Regions from separate parts of the Homo sapiens genome. Here region 2 is linked to region 1. A link is a contact called in ENCODE Hi-C or POLR2A ChIA-PET data. All regions are on one chromosome and are shown on one strand. Each heading gives the region's core, a stretch centred on a gene start or an enhancer-like site at or near the end of the contact. The rest is flanking DNA. Distances are from core to core; before and after follow the strand shown.

Region 1 (3,230 bases), core at 311-2,810:
TACAGTTGCTGTAGAAAAACATCTGCACTAACCATGCACACACATTTGCATCTTTAAATAGACTTTTTAGGCCACAGAGCTGGTTTCTAGCAAAGCTTTTTCGGCAGTAAGAGCTACAGCTCTCGGAGAGTCAGCTCAAGTGAAGAGACTGGTTTCAAAAATTAAAATTTAACATGGACATGTTAAGTACTTCACATTGAAATGCAGAAAACTTGCCATCACCCAGAAAGACAGTCCCTGTAAGTAGCACTTAGTGCCAAAGGGAAAAAAAGTTAAAGTTGATTCAGGAACCTGAGTTGAAAGAATCTTCTACAGTTTCTTCCACGTGTAAAAAGAAATTGACATCGTTTAAACCTATATTCACCATTTAAGCTTAGTTTGCACTGTGGCTGCCAAAAAGCCTAAGTTAATGGGGATGGATAACTCTCAAAGTCTTAGGTAGACCTCAGAGTATGTTGGCGGGGAGACCATCACCACAAAAGTCTTGGAGGAGTCTGATACCTGAAGAGTGTGGACCAACCCGCTTGGAGTAGTGAGTCCCTGTGTGTTCTTTGGAGAACACAATCCATTTACAGTACTGGCAAATGAGAGTTTTTACATTTTATATTTTAAAACAGAAATCAGCCTTTCAGGGATGCTTTATTTATTTTTCTATAAGTATTATTCCTTGCTCAAACTATTTACTTCTGCTCAATCCCCACGCCTTATGACTTCTAGAGGGGGTGTTGTGTAATTTCCTTTACAAAGACAAGTAATGGGGACTGGAGAGAAGAAAGAAAAGGTTTCTGCTCTCTTGAATCCTGGTTAAAACCTTGATCCTAACCTTCAGCTCACTTGACGTGTCACTGAAATTTACAAGCTTAAGAGAACAGTTATATAATAGATATAGTCAGGCATGGACCACAGACAAGAACCTGAATTAAGCCTGGTGTTAGGGATTGCATAATTTTTATAATGGTCCATTGCTCTATAATTCTTTATGTATTTGTAAAAAATATATCATACCTGGACACAATCTGCAATTTAATTATAAATTCACTTGCTCAATTTTCAAGCTCAATAGTTACATCCTTCTAGGCTGGATGCATTACAAATTCTGATTCACTGTTTTCCCCAAATGTATAAATGAGAAGATGTGTTTGAAAATATTTTTTAAATGAAATAGCAGGATTTAAGCCTAAAAGATAAATGTGAAATGTGGTAGATTTTACCTAGAATGTTGAGTACATTTAATAGATGGCCTTTTTTTTCAATTAGGGTAAATATTTGAAACCTTGATTTGTTTCAGGTATATTAGCTTTAGGTGACAACACTTTTTTAAGGGGAAAACTAGATCATTATTGAGTTTTTTTGCTTTTAGTTAAATTTTTTTTTTTGTATGTTGAGTGGTGAGTTGAGTTTATCTGCATATGTTCCTGGTGTATTCACTTTAAGTATAAATCACATCCACATCCATCAGACCCTTTCTTATGCTGGAAACATGTTGGGTTATAGAGTCCTATAAATGAGGATGCAAAATCATGCGGTTTTCAACTTGTATGGCGAAGCTTTGTTGCAGTGGGCAAGGATCCAGGAATGGTGTTTGGTTGTTTTCTCAGAGTGAGAGGGTTGCCATCTGGCATTGATAGTGAGATGGTGTTGTCATCAGTTTCTAGATGCAGGAAAGGAATGATCCTCATCTGTTTCCTGTGGATAAGGAAGAGGCTGACAATCTAGTAAAATCTTGTTACCTTAAAGAAAGCAGACATGGAATTCGTTTACATAATGCTCACCAGTTTCTACTTTTATATTAATCATTTAGCTTGCTAGTGAACTTCAGCTTTGAAGAATTTAAAAACTTATTTGAACATACTCTAATTGAATACCATTAGAATATTCTAATAATGCTCTAACTGAGCCTCTTATTCTAACTGAAACACTATCCCCACCAGCTCCACTCCATGGTCTTTACTTGTGTGTTTTTTTGAAAAATCGTGCTCCTTTGGAGAGTGGAAAGCTTTTAAAGTTTCTTCTGATCTTGAATAATAGGTTATGAAAAGCAAAAAAGAGGTTTCACAACCTGCTTTGAGATGGTCTTATTTTCCACTTGGATATCAAGAAAGCAACAGAAATAACAGTGCACGTTTGCTAAGAACATAGTTTTTAAAATCACCTAATATAAGGTAACATTCCTTTATGGATAACTTGCTAAGTTTATATCTGGCTCTCAGTCTTGTTTGTCTTCTTTTTGTCACTCATAAATCTTTCAGCATTTACCATAATCATTTATCACTTTTCCTGTTTCCAGTTTTTCACAAGTTGCTTTGTCTCTGCTCACCTCAAAGTGCAGGTCCTGTTTAGCTAAGGAAGTTCAGGCTGCTGAAGCTTTTGCAAAAGGAAGATATGGTGGGCCACCTCTTGAACTTTCCAAACAAAATACACTATTAAAATCTGGCCCTTGTGAAACTCTCATTTTTTCTTGATCCTAGCTGATCCTAGCTACATGTAATATCTAGCAGTACCCTTCTAACATTTAATAATCCATTTTCTGGCCTATGGAATTCGAATTTCAGTTATTGAAGAAATCCTGGTTATCTTTCATTACACAAGACATAATTATTATTGTGTTTTCTGTCTTCTTTCATGTGCTTACTTTTTAATATTTTTTTGCTGAAAGCAATAAGGTCTGTATCAATAAGAACCCCGTAACAGATTTTGGTCTGCAGAATTGCCTTTTTATATAAAAACAAGCAAAATGCAGAGGGAATTTTTTATTAAATATTAGACATCTGGGTTGACTGCATTAATTTTAAATCATTCCCGTAATATTTCCTCTTTTCATTTGGTTCTTCAGATGCTCACATAATATGCAAATCATTTTAGAAGGAATACAAAAGAAACATTAAATATATTAAAATCTGCATTTTAATAAAATTGTCAATGTGTAATATATACCTTGCTTCTAAGGAAGAATGATAAAAAGTAATAAAAGGGTAATTTAGACATAGAACTATTTAATATCCTCTTATATTTTACAACTCAACAAAAAGTAAATGCAGAATAACTGCTTTGGGCTCAGATTTGAAAATGTCTCACTCAAATATTCTCTCTTTTCATTTTGTTTTTTCTTGAAAGATTCAAGAGGGCCCAACTCTGCGTGCTGGTTGAAATGCTACGGTAAACTCACTCTTGAATCTCAACATGTCAGATGAAATTTGTCATTGCTTCTTGTTGCAGATGGAGTGGATGTT
Region 2 (3,012 bases), core at 434-2,933, 370 kb after region 1:
GGGATTCCAATAGGCTTGGATTTGAATTCTGGCTTTCCCACTTACTAGGCAATCTTGGTTAAATTATTTAATCTCTGAATCTCAATCTCTTTATCTGGGAATGATGATAACACTACCTACTTTGAAAGGCATGAAATTACCATGAAAAGAAATGAGTGTCATGGTTGGCAGCCCAGACTCTGAAACCCAGCAGTCTGACCGAAACACTGGTTCTGTCACTCGCTAGCTACATAATTTTGGGGCAAGTCATTAACTTCACTGAGCCATGGTTTTCTCATCTGTAAAGAGCAGGTAAAAATAGTACCTATATTATAGGGTTGTCATGGGGTTAATATTACATGTAGACCTCATAAAATAAGCCTGGCACCTAGCATAGATATATGATGATAGGTAGATAGATGGATAGATAGATAGATAGATAGATAGATAGATAGATAGATAGATGTGCTATATAGGCACTGGTTAGTATTATTGTTACAAATGCAGTGCTAGGCATACAACTGGTTTTCAACAAATATCTATTCTCAGTAGTATTGCTTGCCCTCAAAATGGCTTCTTATGCTCATGCTTTTAATCCCAGTGTTCTGGGAGGTCGAGGTGGGAGGATCGCTTGAGGCCAGTAATTCAAGACCAGCCTGGGCAACATAGCAAGACCTCCTTCCTACAAAAAGCTAAAAAATTAATTTAAAAAAATTAAAAACTTTTCTCCAGGTGTGGTGGCACATGCCTGTAGTCCCAGCTACGTGGGAGGCTGAGGCCAGAGGATCCCTTGAGCCCCAGAGTTCAAGGTTACAGTGAGGTATGTTAGTGCCACTGCACTCCAGCCTGGGTGACAGAGCGAGACACTATCTCTAAAACAACAACAACAACAATAATGGCTTATTGTTATAGAAGCAGTTAGATTAAGGAAAATAGATGGAGAGCAATAAATTCAAGATTTAAGTAATTACAGGTTTGTAGTAGTGTTTGCCTTTAACTTCTAATAGAATAATAATGTTTTTTGGCAAAACATATAAGAATACAGTTGACTCACTTGGCTTCACAAGCAAGTTGGAAAATAGGGCAAGTTAATATACACTTTATTAAAAAACAAAAACAAAAACAAAAAAACAAACTCTTCTAAACAAAACAAAAGGGCTTTCCCCTCACCAAATCCTAACCCCTTTTCATCTGAATGAACTTCTTTTTGTCTTGGCAAATTGAATTTCCCTAATGCAATCTCCATTTCTTTAAGCCTGCATTTCTCTGTCTGTATAGGCACTGAGAGAACAATCAAAATCTCGGGAAGGGCAGGGTTGATACTAACTTAGTTTTCTCTTTCTTTCCCCCTTAGCCTCCCATGACCTCCTTCCAGGAATCTTAATTCACACCCGCTCCCTCTAGCTAGTTTCTCAAAACCTCTTCTTGGAAGTCTGGCCGCCCCCTCCTTCCTTGTGACCTGGTTTCTGGCTCCAAGTCTCCCCCTGACCCCTGATCAACCCCTTTCACTTTCACAGCATCATTTCTGAGACTTGAGGTCGCCAAGGACGATAGCTTCCAATTCCACTGCCTTTTACCAGCCTGTGCAACCCTGAAATAATTTGCCTCGAAACCAATTCTTGGAGAGAGAAACCTGGTCAGACAAATGAGGGATTGTATTGTATTTCGTTCTTGCAAGCGAGCGCCCGCGGCAACATCTGTTTGTAGCAACAAGATTGGGATGTTGTTTTGTGCTTCTTCGTTGCCCATTCCGGTCCTTTCCCGGGTGTATTGTCTTCCCCGGAGGGGTCACCTCGCAGGGTTCTCTCAGCAGTCTGGACTTCCATACTAAGAAACTCGTAACTAATTACCACGACTTCAATTCTTAACTTGACCAGCTGTGTCTAAGAAAGGAAACCCTGGTCTCTCCCAGTGCTGCAGGATCTATAATTCATCCTCCGTAAAAAAAGTCAATATTGGAGCAAAAATGACATTTAAAAATCATAAAATAAGTAGTCTGGTATTTACCTAAGATGTTCTTTTCTTCCCTTTGCTTTATAGACCATGTACTGTATTGTTTATTTTCTTTGGGGCACTGTGTGTGTTTGTGAGACAGAAACAGGTAGAGAGATGGTTCTCCTGTTTCCAGTGACTTCTGGATAAGGGACAAAACAAGACCACTGAGAAAAGATAATGGAACAGCACAGGAAGAGCCTCTGCGGACACTCTCCTTGCAATTGTGATCTTGTGAAATGGTTAACTTTAAGGACTGAGCTGTGCAATTTAGCTTTTTTCTTGATTCTAAAATTGAGCTGTAAATTTTTATAGCTTTACAGATTAAAGAAAGATTAAAACCACAAAGCACGCATTAATTACAAACAGCTCACCAGGGGCAAATATATTTGTATCCCTCATCAGGGTGGTGCGAACACTCCAGTTTCTCCTCGAATCAGGGAGGCTTCTTCCCCTCCCCACACAACAGTGGCCCCATCAGAAGACGCTCAACAGACTGGGAATAGGAAAGCAAGAGACAGGCTTCCTTACCGCAGGCAAAGTCGGCTTCAAAGACTCCTCTAGGCCTCTGTGCCAAAAGCCTAGATTGATTCCACCCACCATTCAGAGTAGGGAAAATATTTTTAAAGTCATGACCTCCCTGGTAGGCTCAGACAGCAGATAAACAAAGGAGACTAGACCCTTTCCTCGGTCATAATAGTTAGGCATACCCGGGTTGGCCTCCTATGGAAAAATCTTTATCAATGAGCTGAGAGAGGAAGTGGTCAGAACAGGGAAACATAGGTCAGCAATGCTAAACTGGTTAGGAGATCCCTAAAGAAAGAAAGAAAGAAGAGAAACCGGGATAGATTTAACTGTTGGGCAATTGCAAGGATGTTGGAGAATTCAACATAATTTCCTTTTGTTCAACAAGGATTTGCTGAGCCTTGTGCTAAGCAGATAGCAGGCCAAATTTCACTGTGCTAGAAGCAAGATAGGACTGGTAGGAAGAACAGTACACTTATTCATGTACTCTGAAAACTTTCCGGTCATTTAATATTA

The links. A loop is a pair of places that touch in the nucleus more often than their neighbours do. ChIA-PET counts read pairs that join two places held with the same protein, here RNA polymerase II (POLR2A). Pooled maps may share reads with other maps.
Region 2: a map of endothelial cell of umbilical vein shows a loop between it and region 1 (3-fold over the local background). The contact joins two enhancer-like sites. A Hi-C loop is called at or near these places in 13 of 168 maps with a recorded cell type or tissue (GM12878, K562, chondrocyte and 7 more), 28 of 37 single-sample maps with no recorded cell type and 28 of 50 pooled maps. POLR2A ChIA-PET finds 5 or more read pairs at or near these places in 2 of 52 experiments (OCI-LY7 and endothelial cell of umbilical vein).

The regions. Positions count from the first base shown.
Region 1 is chr18:25,227,684-25,230,913 of GRCh38, reverse strand. It overlaps ZNF521 (zinc finger protein 521), which reads left to right. Exons shown (of 8, transcript NM_015461.3): 4 at 3,217-3,230. Among named protein-coding and RNA genes, the nearest start is that of ZNF521, 120 kb to the left of the region's middle. RefSeq lists an enhancer at 894-2,544. Within about 2 kb of position 1,560, at least 3 of the 41 ENCODE cell types and tissues checked have a DNase peak (open chromatin) inside an H3K27ac peak, as active enhancers do; they include endothelial cell of umbilical vein, where a contact is called at or near this core.
Region 2 is chr18:24,861,067-24,864,078 of GRCh38, reverse strand. No RefSeq gene overlaps it. Among named protein-coding and RNA genes, the nearest start is that of LINC01894, 130 kb to the left of the region's middle. RefSeq lists an enhancer at 1,043-1,544. Within about 2 kb of position 1,683, at least 2 of the 41 ENCODE cell types and tissues checked have a DNase peak (open chromatin) inside an H3K27ac peak, as active enhancers do; they include endothelial cell of umbilical vein, where a contact is called at or near this core.